2 separate regions of the Homo sapiens genome follow, and region 2 is linked to region 1. A link is an interaction called in ENCODE POLR2A ChIA-PET data of the cell type or tissue named here. Cell type or tissue: OCI-LY7. All regions are shown on one strand. Each heading gives the region's core, and the rest is flanking DNA. Links, peaks and the distances in the headings are about the cores only. Region 1 has its middle 16 kb from the start of LINC02539. Region 2 overlaps LINC02865 (long intergenic non-protein coding RNA 2865).

Region 1 (8,342 bases), core at 193-8,192:
TCTGCAAGGCTGTGCGAAGGCCTGGTCTGCCTCACCACCTCTCTCAGTCATTGCTCATTCATTTTCGAAGAGCCGTGTTGTTCAAATGCCATTCAAAATAGATGTTTTTCCATGAAACTCTGTTAGAAACTGAATGCTTGTGTCTCCCAAAACTTGTATGTTGAAACCCTACCTTGTAATGTGATAGTATTAGGAGGTGGGGTCTTTGGGAGGTAAGTAGGATTAGATGAGGTCATGAGAATGGAGCCCTTATTAATGGGATTAATGTTCTTAGAATAATCTTAAGATAGCTTGCTTCTTCTCCCCACCATGCGAGGACACCATGAGAAGGCATCGCCTATGAGCCAGGAAGTGGGCCTTTACTAGACACCAAATCTGCTGGCACCTCGATTGTGGTCTTCCCAGCCTCCAGAACTATGGGAAATACATGTTTGTTGTTGAAGCCATCAGTCATGGTATTTCATTATAGCACCTGAGGTTAAAACACTGGCTGTCTTCTTGGGGTCTGCCATGGAAAGTACTATTAAGTAAGGATTTCTGAGTGTCTTTACCACACTCCACCTAAGGTTTGACCACAGGAGGGAACAGATTTTGTCACTAGCTATCTTATTCTTATTAAGCACTCTATTTTATTCTCTCTAAATTTCCTCTTCTTGCTCACTGGGAAATCCTTTCCATTGTGGGTAAGAAGGCAAATATATCAACTGGCACTCTTCACTGTTCTGTAGAGGTTACTGCTCAGTGTCCAATCCACAAAACTTGAATTATAAATCATATAATACAATCTTATTAATCTCAGCTTTTAGAATTCCATGGAATCAATTTAGTTCACAGAACAAAGGCTGGTTCTCACAAATAAACAACCCTTTGGCTTTCAGATTATAGTTTCTACTCTGCATTTAAGAAATCCAGTCACATTTTTAATGGACTTCTTTGTTTTAGGCTGATCTGCCTTACCCTAAAAGAAGCTCATATAGAAAGTACCACTGGTGCCTGAAAAACCTGGAAAAAGGAAAGATAAAAGCCACCAAGAACAGATAGTGTAATATAAAACACTGTCCTCACCCCATTCACCTGCTCAATTATATTGTCTTGTGAATATTTCACTGTGTTAATTTTGCCTCTAGTAATAGATTAAAAGCTCCATGATGGCAGGGCTCATGCATCCTGCATCTCTCCTCAATCCCCCAAAACTCAGCAAGTGTCCTTTCCACAGTTTATTCAGTGTCACATTTTTTTTGCATTTTTTTTCCTGTGGATGATTTCACTATTTAAAATGGACCCTGAGCATAGTGCTGAAGTACTGCCTAGTGATCCTAAGCTCAAAAAGGCTGTGATGTGCCTAACAGAAAATATCTGTGTTAGAGAAGCTTAGTTCAGGCATGAGTTATAGTATAGTTTGCCATGAGTTCAATATTAATGAGTGAAAAATATATATTAAATAAGGTGACTTTAAATAGAAACACACATGAAACAAGATTTTTTATATATATATATGTTCATTGACAGAAATGTTGTGACCAGAGGCTCGCAAGAACCTAACCCTGTATTTCTCCTGGGAGCAATGGCTCAGTATTTGCTAATGTAGTGTTCATAGAGACTGTATAGAATGTGACTACTGCAGATAATAAGGATCAGCTGTATGTGTTTGCAGAACCATGTGAAAGTAAGTTACAGTCTTTGTAACAACTCACCCCTACATCTTCAGCTATCTCTGTTATCAATGTTAATTTTCAGTGATGTTTATTTTTACTGATGGGCACAATATAATAAACTAGGCAGAGAATTACATTTAGATTTAGACACAACTGTGAATAAACCCATGTTCTACCTCTGAGCAAATAATAATCTAGTTGATCTTTAGTTTTCTTACCTCTAAAACAAAAAAAAACACCTGAATTTGTTTTGGTGGTTAAAATGAGATCATGCATAAGCCTGGCCTACAGGAGATATTTAATGAATAGTAAATATCACCGTAATTGACACTCAACAATAGTCGATTTCTCAAGATAGGTCTAATTGGGTATTAAGAGTAGAAGCAGGTAATCTCTCTAGTCATTTCTCCATGCTCATTTCAATGGAAGCTTCGGTATGTGGCATTTGGACTTCTCACCTGATACCACATCTCTGAGATCTTCAGAACAGGTTAGCCTGAGCACCCTACCAGAGCAGAATAGAGGAATCCAACCAAAATCAGTTTATTATAATTAATGCAGGCCATCTTGGACATCACTAGAATATTAAGAAAAATACTGCTCTGAGGGCACCTTTCTCCCTTTTTTCCACCCCAAAGGAAGGATTTTAACTATACCCATCAGAAGCTATGAATCAGTGACACAGAATTTTATCTAGCATCAATGATTGTGTTTTATAAGAATTTTGTTTTAGCTGGGTGTGGTGGTGCATGCCTATAGTTCCAGCTATCTGGGAGGCTGAGTCAAGAGGATCGCTTGAGCCCAGGAGGTTGAGGTTGCAGTGAGGTACGATGGAGCCACGGCACTCCAGCCTGTGTGACAGAGCAAGACTTAGTCAAAAAAAAAAAAAAAAAAAAAAAAAAACCCAACAAAGAAACAAAGAAGGAATTTTGTTGATATAAAAACTATGTTTCTGATACTGCAACTGAATCATTTCTTGCTTCTATCAGATTTTGATGCCCACAGAGAAATTAAGTTTTTTTTGTTTTTTCTTTAACTGAATCAACTTTTGTGTGTTGATAGAGGTAACTTAAGAGTTATTTAAATAAAAGTTTTTGAGAATACTTAATTCCATAAAAAATAGTGAATATCACTTTCTAATAGTGTCAAGCTTTTTCTTTTCGATTTGGTAAAACTGAATTGGATATTTTGTATAATGTAAGTTTACATTACACTTTATATAAATACAATTTTCTTTTTTTTTTTCTTTTCTTTTTTTTTTTCGTTTTGGAGACAGAGTCTTGCTCTGTCGCCAGGCTGGAGTACAGTGGTGCAATCTCAGCTCACTGCAACCTCTGCCTCCCGGGTTCAAGCGATTCGCCCGCCTCAGTCTCCTGAGTAGCTGGGACTACAAGCGCACACCACCACGCCTGGCTAATTTTTTGTATTTTAGTAAAGACGGGGTTTCACCTTGTTGGTCAAGATGGTCTCGATCTCCTGACTTCATGATCTGCCCACCTCAGTTTCCCAAAGTTCTGGGATTGAAGGCATTATCTCCCAGGTGTGGTCCTGATTTCCAGTCTGTATGTCTAACTGTCTACTTGGAATGTCCACTTAGATGTCTGACCATCTTTACCCCATCAATCCCAAACCATCTCTCCACTGCTCTTCCTTATCTTAGCAAATGACATTGCCTTACCTATCAGCCTATGGCTCAGGTCTAACATCTGGGAATCATCTCTGATCTCTTTCTTCCCTCATATCTAATTCTTTGGGAAGTCCTGTCCTCTCTGCCTCCAAAATATATCCCCAATCCAACCACATCTCACCTGCTCCATCGCTGAGGATCACCTGAGCAACCTTTCACCTGAATGACTCCCACAGTGTCCTACCTGGTCTGCCTGCTTCCAGCCTTTCTCCACCCGTGAGAACTCACCTTCATTCTTCATACAGCACACAGAATAGTCTTTCTGAAAATTACATTTCATCATATGACTCTCCTGCTTAAAACCCTCCCATCATTTCCCATTGTAATTAAAATAAAATCTAAGCTCAATTTGGGCCTTCAAGGGCTTACTTGAATTGACTCCACCAATACCTAGGACCTAGCCTATACCCTCCTCTGCCACTCATAACATGCCACTTATAACACTTCTTTCGTGTCCCTCATTGGCTTTTCTTTGTCTCTGGAAACGTTAAATTTGTTCTGGTCCCAAGGCCTTTGCTGTTTGCCACTCCCTCTGGCTGGAGTCCTTGTTCACAAGATCTTAACCCACTCTGACTTCCTTTCCATCAATCAGCACTCAGACAAAATGTCATCTCCTAAGAGAGGCCTTCTGAGGAGGCAGTTGGAGAAGTCCAACTGCTTAGCTAGAGGAGCTAGCCCTTGCCCCAAGATACTCTCTACCTTATTACTATTGTATTTTTTCAATAGAATATCACTTTCAGATCTCTCTCCTCTCCCTCCTTTCCTTCTTTCCTCCTCCCACCCTTTCTTCTTTCTCTGCTTACTTGCTGGCTATTTGCTCCCATCACAGCATAAACCTCATTAAAACAAAGATTTCTTTCATTCATTAGTCTAATTTTGGCACCTAGAATACTGCCTGAATTATTATAGGGGCTTGATTAATAAATACTATTTATTGAGTGCCTCCTGTGTGGCAGGCACTGTAGTAGATTCATTAGATGCCTATGGCTATTTCTCACTACAAACTTTCTAAGCTTTGGGTATGAATAAGTTGAAGCACAGAGAGGTCATGAGACATAGCTAGTGAATAGGAAGCTGAGTTGAATTCAGAAGGTTTGCCTGATTTTAAAATCCATGCTTTTTTCTGTGATTCAACCTGCTTCAATTTGCTTGATTTTCAGGCTCCACATGTGTGGTTAAGCATCCTTGTGTTTGTCTTTCACATTTGACTTTTGCCAAGTGATGGCTTTCATACAGCTACTGGTATCAGGTGTCTTCTGCTATCAACATAAACCTATTTTATAATCTTTAAGATTATTTTGCTTTATAACTACAGCATTTTAATTGAATACAATAAAATTGATATTAATTAGTGCTATTGAAATGAATTTTCTCTGAGATGTTAGTACATATAGACAGACAAGAGTATTTAGTAGTTTCAACTTCCTCAGTCAATTTCTTTGTGACTTACTCTGTGACAGTAATTATACCCGCTGGTATATTTCCTTCCTCTTTTCTCCAAATAGTTTTTCGTTTTCTATTTCAATTTATATAGAATATCAACTTATAGACCTCAGATCCTTTTTGAAAGTGGGTGTGGGTAATGTGGGGGGGTGGTTGGAAGTATAAGCCAGAAATGAATTTTGTATTTGGAACTGCTGTAGCCATGAGTGATAACCTCCTGAACATCTTAAAGACAATCATGGGAGTGAGGGGAGAGCTTGTGGTGAATCGGGAGAAGATGGGGAGAACATGGGGTTGACTGGATTGAGGGCAGGTATTCCTGACTAGGGCCTCACGTACTAGCTGTATTTTTATATCTCTACTTGATGGGGCAAATCTGAATACTGGTGAGAATTACCCTGGAGCAGTGGGGAATAGTGTAGACTCCACCAACAGACCTCCTCCCTCCCCATACCTTGATCTCAGACACCCACAAACTCCCCAGCATCTTCCTAACCTCCCCATCCCTGCATGGGGTGTGTGGATGATGCCCAGAAGCCCAGGCTCCGGGCTGTCTGATGGTGCCTGAATTAGCTGTTGTATCTCTTATGGGAGAGGTCACCTGAGAATTCAGAAGAGAGGGACCATGGAAGAACTAAGACTTACCTATCAAGGTGTGGAATGAAACTAAGATGGCATACCAAGGGCTGCCCAGGAGCCCCCTCCTCCAGCTTCCTTATCCTACAGCTGACCCAGTCCCTTCTCCTTTCTTCATCCTTTTTTATCCTCAGCTTCTTGGCACCAGCTCACACATTCCTTTCCTTGGTCGCCCTGAGGATCCTGTGCACTTCCTGTGCCCTCTCCACCCTGTTCACCCCTCAGCCTGTCCTGCCTCTTCCAGGTTTCCTGTGGCTCTGGGGCCTGGCATCTCTGGCCCTGCCTCATGCCAGCAGTGTGGGAAAGGGGATCAATTGGCTTATCTGCACTCTCTCACGGGAAGTCCGCTCTTCTATTTAAGCCACACCACTCCACTCTTCTATTTAAGCCACACCACTCCTATCCCCTCCATTAGACTTGAAGAAAATCAGAAAGTAGTTCTCTACCATCAACAACACCCCCTTCTCCCACCAAATGCTTGAGGATTGCTAATGTGACTCTTTAGTGTTTGTAGCCCAAGCAATTTAATTTCATGCATAAGGTACTTGCAATGGCTACCATGCAAAACAAAACAGAAGTATGAGCAGTTCCCTGCCTCTTCTTTATGGTTTCAAAGAAATCTCAACCCCTTAAAATTTACCTATACTTGATTGATTCTCAATCTATAAGAATAGAAAGTCTGCACTATCCAAAACTTCCAAACAATTAAATTACGCTCAGAAAAGTTTTTCTTTTTTTCCCACAGGCAGTTAAATAAACACTCAACAAAAACATTTAACTACTTTTGTCCATATCTGTTAAAGGTAAAGGTCAATATGTATTAATCTGCTATGTGGAAATTTTACATGAACAATTTTAGTCTCTATGTAGTAATTTTAAATTTTACAATGTTTATTTAGTTCCAAAAGGGGAAAACTAAACCAAGTTGCTAAAAGGCTAACCAAAAAAAAGGTAAAAATTACCATGATTAAGTTTTCAAGTATCTAGATATATCAGGTGACAGGTTTTTAGGGATTAAATTTTATGCAAGTAAGGACACTTTGATATTTCACATATCTTGACTATTCTTATGGTATAACAGTACCATCAATATTCTGTGAATGAAGGCAATTTATTAATTATATAAAACAGGGCTATATTCTGTCAGTACAACTTCTTTATTGTACCAAAACACAATTTCTCTCAGCAAATCTAGAGCACATTCTGGCATGTCAGCCTGCTTTTCTTCATACCCTTACGTGACGTGCATTTCCTTAGACAGTGAATATTCCTTGAAAACGTGATTTGTGATGATGGCAGATTACGTGATCAAATGCTGTTTCATGATTTTCTTGATGACATCCCATCAGATTTTGGTTGTTTCTTATTTTCCCACATTAAAAAAAAATGGAGCATTAACATTATTTGAGCTCAAAATCTATTTTCTCCTGGCCTGAAAGTGCAAGGATTGGTATCAAGTTGAGACGGAGTTGAAATGCTAGTGTTGGACACTTGAGTCCTGTCGTGTTTGTCATGTGGAAGGCATGGGGAGTTTTTAGGTTTCAGGTTTCCTGTCAGCCTTGGCTGCTGTTTCTTCCCCTCCTGGCCTGAAGCTGGGCCACCTGACCACAACTGGGCCAGGAAAGGTGGAAACCCAGCTAGTCTCGCAGTGGCCAGGACCATGCTGGAGATGAGGTTCGGCATGCCTCCTGGGCTGTTCTTCGCTCTTGGCCTCCTTTTCCTTTTGGATTACTGGCCTCTCACTTCCTTAGATCAGTCCCCATTGGATATTACACTTTTTGATGGCTTGGTTTCTTTTGGTTACAGTTTTCAAATTTCACTTCCGGTAGCTACACAGATGACCCAGGCTAATTTCAGTACTAAAGTCCATGTTGGGCTTTCACATTCCATGCCCAGAAACTGACCATGACCCCGCAGCTGGATCCTACTCTCTGCTGAAGAGACCCCCTGCCAACATCCACAGGTTGTCCCCTGCCTGCACAGACCTGGAGGATCACTTCCTCACAGACTTTCCATCACTGCCGTCAATTCCTGTTTGCTAGGCTCAATATTTTTGGCCTTTCCTCTTCAAATATTGTCCTTAGTCTGAAAAATGATCTCTTCAGTGCCTGCAACTGTATCTGTTCTTTAAATACCTGCCCCATGCCAGTAATGGTCAGGACTGGCTCCTGGTAATAATCCCTTCTGCTGCTGCTTATTCTTTACTCTGTTGGCAAATGATCTCTTCTCTCTGTGTCCCAGCTGCTGGGTCTTTAACATGGAGATAATAATAGTCTTCTATGAGGAGAGAGTAGTAAGGATGCCATGAATTAACTTGTATAGACAGCTTAGATCATTGTCTGGCACATACATATTTAATACAATTTAGCTTTATTTTCACGAGAAGATTTCTCTCTAAGCACTACTATCACTGGTGAATTCAAGCTAATTTTGCCTTGGAGTCCCACCACTGTAGGGATGGACAAAGACAGGCAAGGCGGAACGCATCTGCACTGTTTTCTCTCACTGGGATACATTAGTTTGCTTCACTATCATAACCATCTTACTATCTCTATGTATCCCATAAGATCATGTTGTAAACCTTGAATATACACAATAAACTCCTGGCTGAGACAGGAGAATTATTTAATTATTTAAGGCCAGGAGTTTGAGACCAGTCAGGGCAACATAGTGAGACCCCCATCACTGCAAAAATAAAAAACAAAAGAAAGGTATTTCAGCCTTCCTGCCAAATTCTGAGCTAGCATTGGATTGTTTCCCTTTCAACTAATGTGAAGCAAGGGAATAGAACGAAGAATTTCCCTCTGAATTGTACACAAGGAGACTCTAATGAATATTCGTGAAAAGGGACACCATACGTGCAAAGGGCTTGCTTTGAGCTATATCTCCCTCTGCCTCACATTTAGGCTTAATGGAAGATA
Region 2 (8,342 bases), core at 192-8,191, 200 kb before region 1:
CGGTGAAACCCCGTCTCTACTAAAAACACAAAAAAATTAGCTGGGCCTGGTGGTCAGCGCCTGTAGTCCCAGCTACTTGGGAGGCTGAGGCAGGACAATGGCGTGAACCCGGGAGGCGGAGCTTGCAGTGAGCTGAGATCGCGCCACTGCACTCCAGCCTAAGCGAAAGAGCAAGACTCCGTCTCAAAAAAAAAAAAAAAAAGAAAAAAGAAAATACAAAGAACTTCTTCAAATGAACAACAATATCAACTATCACCACACCAAGTACCAAGTGAAACACTCTGGAAGAAAATGAGGAGCAGATTCCAAAAAGTAGGAAGCGGCATGGATAGCAAGCAAGCACATCAATAGATGGTCAACCACATAATAATCAGAGCGCTTCACAGGAAAGCGCAGGTTCTTAGACCTGGCCGGTAAGCTTTGATATGCAAATGAAGGCCATTAGAAACTGGGTCCACCCAAACATGGCGATTCCCGCCCTCTTCTTCTTGCCCTGGCCTCACACATGCCTGGCAACATGGCCACCCCCATGTATCTCCACGTGTGTAGAACAGCGTGGCACCCTGCATTGGCATATTAAAAGGCTAGGTGGGAGGTCCAGTTTTTTTCCACGGGCTATGTGAGTGACATGCCTGGTCAAACCAATCCCCTGAGCCCTATGCAAATCAGACACCACCTCCTCCAGCCACCTCATATAAGCAGCCACTTTTCCAAGGCACACAGGGTTTCCTCACTTGGCTTTGGAACTGCCCCTCCCTGGGTCTCTGTATGGGGGAGCTTCTTCCTTCTTTCTTGCCTATTAAACTCTCTGCTCCTTAAAACCACCACCAAAAACAAAAACAAAAACAAATAGTGCCTCAATGAAAATGGGAAACCATTTTATCCCCGTCATAGTAAATAATGAGAAAATCTGATATTACCATATGTTAGCAGGGTTTTGAAGAAAATTACAATCTTCTTGCACCGCAGGTGAAAAATGTAAAATGATACAGCCAATCTGGAGAGCAACCTGGGAATAATTGGAGAAATGGCACGTGTGTGCACACAACAAGCTGGCAGTAGTTCTTCCCAGTATAACCCATGGCTAGTGAGTAGAATTTTGGTTTTTAAGGGAAAATTGCTATCAAGTCCCCAAACAAGGGTGAACTTGGCAACAATCTTTACACGGGATTTGTTTTGTTATGCAGTCTAGGTAGTTGACACCCTTCCAGATGATGGGGCTTGGGAATTTGTGTCTGATTTCACCAGTCTCACATAGATGCTCAAGAGACCATGTTAGAGGATATTTACAGAAGAGATGTACATGGTAGCAGCTGTTTATTTGTAGGGCATGGATAACTAAAATATGGGGCAGGTATGCCACAGAATGCCACACAGCTGTTAGAAGAGATGGACTGGATGAGCATTGTGGTAGGCTGGATAACAGTGCTCCAAAAATGGCTACATCCACATGTCCACAACCTTTGCAGCTTCGATTAGGTTAGTGATCTTGAGATGGGGGTGGTGATCCTGGGTTCCTAGGGTGGGCCAATGTGATAACAAGGCTCCTTATCAGAGGGAGGCAGTAGGATCAACAGTCAGGAGTGGAAGATGTGATGAAGGAAGTAAAAGGTGGGAGTGAAGCAAGGAATCAGCCATGAGCCAAGGAATGCGGGTGGCCTCAGAACCTCCAGAAAGGACCAGTTCCACTGACACCTTGACTTTAGCCCAGTGAGACTGATTTTGGACTTCTGACCTCCAGAACTGTAAGAGAATAATTTATTTTTTTTGGTGGAGGCATAACTAAGAATCTCTATTGATGGACATTTACATTGTTTTCAATCTTACTCTTTTAAATAGATCACAAAATGTACATATGTCATTGTGTATGTGGTAGTTTATCTTTAGGATAAATTTCTAGAAGTGCCTGGTTAAAGCATATATAGTCTTACATTTTTGATAGATTATTGTAATTTTGCCACATTGCCCTCCAGAGGGTTTGTAACTGTTTACATTCCTGCCTGTTTTCCCACAGTCTTGACAAGACAGTCACCGAACTTCTGGATTTTTGCCCTTCTAATGAAAGAAAAGTAGTATTTCCATGTATTTTTAATTTGCATTCCTCTTGTAAGTCAACATTGATCATCTTTTCACATGTTTAAAAATCACTTGCAGTTATTTTAGTGTGAACAATCTGTTCATATTCTTTGCTCATTTTTATGCAGGGTTGATGGTCTTATTGATTTGTAGGAGCTCTTTATGTAAGAGATTAGCCCTTTATAATAGGAATTGTGAATTTTAGCAAAATATTCATGACTTCTACCCAGGTTATCATTTGTTTCTTTGCTTTGCCTACAGGGGTGTGTGTATGTGTGTGTGTTTGTGTGTGTGTGTGTTGGCATGGAGGATTTGTAGGTTTTTGTATAGTCACTGTAACAATCATTGTCATGGCTTCTGGATTTTAGGTAATAGACTTTCCCACTTGCAGGTTATAAAAGAAATGTGTTACGTTTTAGAGAATTTTTTTTGTTCTTTGAAGCCACTAAGTTTGTAATAAGTTATTATAGCAGCAATAGGAAACTAACATAAGCATACAACGTGCGTAGATGTTAAAATCAAGCAGTTGAGTAAAATAAATTTAAAAACATATTATATTTTTCCTAAGATACACACAGACCCAAGGACAGTAAGAAGTATATTCAGGAGAAGGGAATGGGAGTGAAGATGATGGTAGAGTGAAAAGACAAAATAATTAAAATAATTATACTGTCTCATCCAGAATAATTGTGATATGAGCCATAAAGAAGAGAGTATAATTAACACATCTCTGCATCTGAGATCTCCCATAACACTGCTTCTATCAAATTGAAAACAAAGAAACAAGGAAAACAATGGAATAGAATTGACATGAAAAACACAGAGCTGGTTCTATGGAAAAACTTAGGTAAACCCCTGGCTTCTGTGACCACAGAAGAAAGGGAAAGGGAACAAAGAAAGAAAGGGAAGAAAACACAGTAACATTATCATTTGTTGTAAAAAATCAGTTTGGCCACAGATATAGAAGATACTTAGAAATTAAATACTACTTACAACATTAAGCACATAAATTGAATATTTAGATGAAATAAATCTTTTTTTGGGGAGAATTGTAAATTACCAAAATTGAGCCAAGGAATAGCTTAAAAAGCCCCAATCTGGTGGAAAATCAAAGAGGAATTTAAAATGTTCTCCCAAATCGAATCCTCCAAAAGCCAGATCCAGATATTTCAAAAAAACCCAATTTCATCAATATCTTCAATAAATAGGTGAGTCCTTAATCTGTTCTGGAATGTAGAAAATGACAAAAACCATCTGTTCTACCCCTAATAGTAAGCCCAGGGAAGATTAGCAGTGTGATAAAGAGGAATTCCTATTTAAGAAGCAGGTGACCTGTTTTCTAAGCATGCACATTCCACTTGTAAACTGGATGCTCTTGAGCAGTTAACCTAATATCCCCCTGCCTTATATACTCTTCTGTCAAACAGGTGCTTAATAAATGCTGATGTCAGCTCTGCCCTGCATCTCCCAGCTGTTCTCTGATCTTCACTATTGGGTTTGCTGTTGCCTCCCCTCCCCCTTCGGAGTACATATAGACTGGGGCTATATGCAGTCAGAATTGGCTCAGACACTGGAATGGGATGAAGCCTATATCCATAGGCTACATCCGTAGGCTCCATAGGCTGGGATAGAGCTGATATCCATCCATAGGCTACATCCCAGTCTAGTGTTTGAGCCAATTCTGACTGCATATAGCCCCAGTCTACTCTTTCCCATCTCTTCAATCCAAGACAGACTTTATCTTTGTGAATTTCATAGATTCTGGATGAAGAGGAAGCAGGGCTGACCACTGAACACCAACACTGTTCCCTAGCAATCAAAGCTTCCTGCATCCTACACTGTTCACCTTATCCCCCAAATAGCTTCATTTTCATGTCAAGGATTCTTTCTTCCTGCCAATCTGTCCATTTTTAGTCCAGGGTTTCCTGACTTGGTGACTATGGACACTAGAAGGTTGCAGGTATCAGTAGCAAGGGATTTGAGAATGCTTTCTTATACCAAATGTTATCTGTAGATTGAATATCTCGTACACATAAGTGTTGCTGTTTTTCCAAATGAACTTCTATCAGTCTGAGTTCAAGCAAGAGACAGAAACCACATAGTAATGTAAAGCAAGAGAAGTTTAATATAAAAAATTATTCGACAGTGATAGAAGAATAACTATAACAATGTAAAGAGAACTTTCAAGGGTATCCGAGGATTGAGGGAGAGTACCCAAGGAAAGACAACTCGGAAAGACGGTTCTCTCCTTAAGGCTGGGGTCAGGCCTTGTTGGAGAAGGTGTGTTTGCAGTCCACTAGATGTCAGAGAAGCCTGCTGTTTTCCAGGACCAGGAGCTGGTCCATAGCTGCTGGGCAAATAGGATGCAATTTCTTGGAGCACAGGCAAACTGAGGCTGTGGCTAAGTGCACAGTCAGGCCACTGCTGGGGACGTGAGGCCTGGAGCACACAGTGCCTGTGTTGCAGGGCTGTGAGAAGGTGGCCACAGGCTCAGAATCAGGCCAAATAGTCAGTGAGGGATGTGCCTCTGGGCAGGTGGTAGGGCAGGGCACAGCGGGATGGTCTTATACATAGTACCACTGATGGATAATGCAGCTGGAGCAAGAAGAAGAAAAGTAGCACACCAAAATCAGGAAGAGAAACTCGCTTTCTTCTGCAATGCTGCTCCAGTGGCATCTGCTGACAAAGCTTAGCATTGTGCTCACTGTAAAGGAGAAATGCTTAAAGGGTCCATTGCATATTTGTAGAGCAGCTGCTGAAGAAATCTGGAACAAAGAGGTAATAAATTGAAAACTGGCATAGCACTGGTAGAATTAGTGAAATATAAATTCATGTTAAATCTCTGCTGATTCCTAGTTGATTTTTATCGTTATATATTTTTAATGAACAGATTTTTATTGTTATATATTTCTCAATTAACAGATATAAAGAAGATGACAATTAGCGTGTGGGGAGTCCCCAAGACATTTTGATGTTAAACGTGGGTCCTTCTTCTTGACAAGGTGGGAATATGCTGCTCTAGCAAGATTGCAATGATGAATCCCAGGTGATGCCCACCTGTTGGCTTGAATCTAAAATAGCCTCTTCCTGTCCAGCTGTCGGGTTTCTGTAACTTGTACTATTAACTCTAGTGTGAATCATTTGCATAAATTATGGTTGCAATTCTTGAGCTCCTGGTGTATCACTTCTGGACCTTCTGAGTCCCAGGATGCAATCAGCCCTGCAAATACCCGACCTTTTCTCTAACTACCTGTTCATTGTCTCAAAAAGCGGTCTGGCCGTTTGTCCTTCTCACAAGCTAGGACAGTTGATTGAATGAACGAGTGAATGAATGAATGCCTGTCCCCCTCCTCCATGGTTTTGAGAATTATTATTAAAAATGCATATAAAGCCTATGTGGAAATGTACCAAGCAGCATAAATCATCATAATTGCTATTACTGATAATAGCCACACTTTTAAACAAGGCTTTATTTGCCTTTCAGTAGATCTCATTTGCAAATGGTGGTTTTTTTTTTTCTTTTTTAAATAAGTGGTTTCTACTTATAACCAAGCTCAATGGTAACTAAGCAATTCAAGAATTCTGTGGCATATGCATTATCAACAAAACTCTGTTTTTAGACTCTACTCACTTGCAAACCCATGTCTAAACATTGCAGCTATAGCAACATGCAGGCCCAGGTGCTAAATCACCTGGTTGGGAAGACAGAAACCATCTCACATTGCATCTAAGAACTCTGACCTGAATGACATTTTCCAGGAAGTAGGTGAGAGTAGGGGAGAGGAAAGAAGAAGGGAGAATTAAGAGCAAAAGTTAGTTTCATTTAAACTGAAACAAGTAGGTCAGCTGACATTGTGCTAAGTGAGTCCGCTCACTTTTCAGGTTAAAGTTTTTCCTTAAACTCAGATTTTTTGGTAAAAGAAAAAAGAACAAGACAACTCCAGGATACAAATTGTGAAACTTGTAATGATGATGTGATACCTTAATTTGGTTAAAATGCATGACAATATAAGTCAGGACAACCTTTGGCTGACACAAATGAGGAGTTATGCTCAAGTGCACAAAAGCTTTCCCATGAGCCACTTGTTTTTGGTTTTAATAAGGCTTCATCTCTTTAAGTGGATTACCAGTAAATTCTTCTGATAGTTAATACTAGAAAACAAATGGGAAGCTTGAGGTTTTTCCCCACAAGATGGCTATTTCTAATATCAAGATTGTCACAGCTATTTGGGGGATGGCAGCACAAAGGCAAGAGAAAGCGTCAAAAAGTGTTTTGGGGTCGGGAAGTAACATGAAGAAACTCGTGCTTAAAGAAGAATATGTTTGCAGACTGGTGATGTACACAGCTAGGCAGCCTAATAAACCGATGTAGTAATTCAAGTATAAAAGCCCTCAGAAGTTAACTAGTCAAGCCCCTTTCTAGTACAAAGGAGGAAACTGAGCCCCAGAGATTAGAGAGGAACTTGCCTAAAATCTCTTACCTGGTTGTTGGCAGAGCTATGTCTAGTGACCAGACTAAAAAGTTTTGGCTGCTATTCTTTTCACCAAATGTCACTGAACTTTAGAGGTGACATGACATTCTCATTTTTAATATTTTATATTTTGAGGTGATCTAAGAGTTGCAGATCCCAGGGGATTATTTTTCCTTTAGGATCTTAGTTATAAATGTTCTTTTCTCTAACTGCAACCTCCTTATAGGTTTCCTCTCTCTTCCCTCCAAATCTACTCCAGTTTCTTTTCTTTTTCTTTCCTTTTTTTTTTTTTTTTGTTTGAGATGAAGTTGCCCAGGCTAGAGTGCAGAGATCTCAGTTCACTGCAACCTCTGCCTCCTGGGTTCAAGCAATTCTCGTGCCTCAGCCTCCTGAGTAGCTGGGAATACAGGTGTACATCACCACTCCCAGCTAATTTCTGTATTTTTAGTAGAGACGGGGTTTCGCCATGTTGGCCAGGCTGGTCAACCTGGGCACTTGAACTCCTGGCCTCAACTGATCCACGTGCCTTGGCCTCCAAAAGTGCTAAGATTACAGGCATGAGCCACCATACCCAGTCTACCCCAGTTGTTTTCAAACCAATCATAGCATAACAGTTTTGTAACATTAGACATATTTCTTAACTATTTTGTGTCTCAGTTTCCACTATAATATAGAGAAAACAATACCACCTACCTCATAGGGTTGTTATAAAGAACAAATTAGTTAACATATATATAATACTTAGCATCTGGCATATCAATGCTCTATAAATTTTAGCTATTTTTAGAGACAAATATAAGAGAAAGAGTTTTTGTGATACTTTGTTTATTTGTCCTATTCTGAAAAGTTCATGACACCTGAACCTGATCCTACATGAGCTGGTAAAGATTTGCTTGAAGGTGTTGAAGTTAATTCCATTCTTAAGGACTGCATAGTGAGCCTCCAAAATGCACATGGGGTGTTGCAGGGGAAGGTCTAGGATGGGAAAGATGGAAGGAAATGTCAGCTGGGGGGTTGGATGAATAAGAAGGTGAGAAATTAGAGAGAGGGAAAGGCCTATTTGAGGAGCAAAGAGCAGCAACTCTTTCGGTCCCAGAGAGAGAGAGAGAGAGAGAGAGAGAGTGTGTGTGTGTGTGTGTGTGTGTGTGTGTGTGTGTGTGTTCCAGGTATGGTATTATGATCACAACTGAGATATTATATTCATCTAATGCTCAAATCTCCAACCGCTCACCTCTCATCTGAGTAAAAGTTCTGTATGTCCGATAGTCTGTGAGGCATCTTCCCAGGAATATCCAGCTATTCACTCAGCACAACATGAGTTCATTTTTTTTAGAGTCACCTCTGTTCAAAAACCCTATTTATGCCATCAGTAACACCTTCCCTCCAATCATTCAGGCTTAAGATCTGTATTTATTTGCAACTCTTTACTCTTAAAATTTAAGCTGTAATGTATGCTAGGTAAGTGATCATGAGTAGGCTATTTATATTTATGATCTTTGTTTACTTATTTGTAAATTGTAGTTAATTTTAACTACCATATAATAGTTGTTGAAAAGAATAATACTACTACTACAGTAGTAGTATTTTTCTTTTCAAAAACCAGTATAAGGTAGTGGAAATTAACTACTAAAAACTATTACTATAGTATTAGTAGTAATGTGGTAGAATAGTATTAATATTAGTAAGACTAAGTACATAGTATTAGAAATACAATACTACTAATAATAATGTAATAATAATAATGGCTAACATTTATTAAGTTCTATTTTCTCATTTAATCCTCATAACCACTCT

Evidence for each region. ChIA-PET counts read pairs that join two places held together with the same protein. Peaks named below come from ENCODE experiments on the same cell type or tissue, not always from the same donor. Only the 100,000 strongest peaks of a DNase experiment are listed, where the experiment ranks them.
Region 2: POLR2A ChIA-PET joins it to region 1 with 5 read pairs; 2 of 35 experiments call an interaction of 5 or more read pairs at or near these places.

The regions. Positions count from the first base shown.
Region 1 is chr6:137,751,085-137,759,426 of GRCh38, reverse strand. No RefSeq gene overlaps it. Among named protein-coding and RNA genes, the nearest start is that of LINC02539, 16 kb to the right of the region's middle. In OCI-LY7, for the core only: no CTCF peak of the experiment used is centred there; DNase peaks (open chromatin) are centred at 4,536 and 4,826; H3K4me3 peaks cover 1,243 bases; H3K27ac peaks cover 1,653 bases.
Region 2 is chr6:137,947,640-137,955,981 of GRCh38, reverse strand. It overlaps LINC02865 (long intergenic non-protein coding RNA 2865), which reads right to left. Exons shown (of 2, transcript NR_174953.1): 2 at 4,179-4,841. Among named protein-coding and RNA genes, the nearest start is that of SIMALR, 6.0 kb to the right of the region's middle. RefSeq lists an enhancer at 116-617. In OCI-LY7, for the core only: CTCF peaks have their summits at 4,559 and 4,759 (motif pointing left); DNase peaks (open chromatin) are centred at 4,731, 5,181 and 5,771; H3K4me3 peaks cover 2,705 bases; H3K27ac peaks cover 3,215 bases.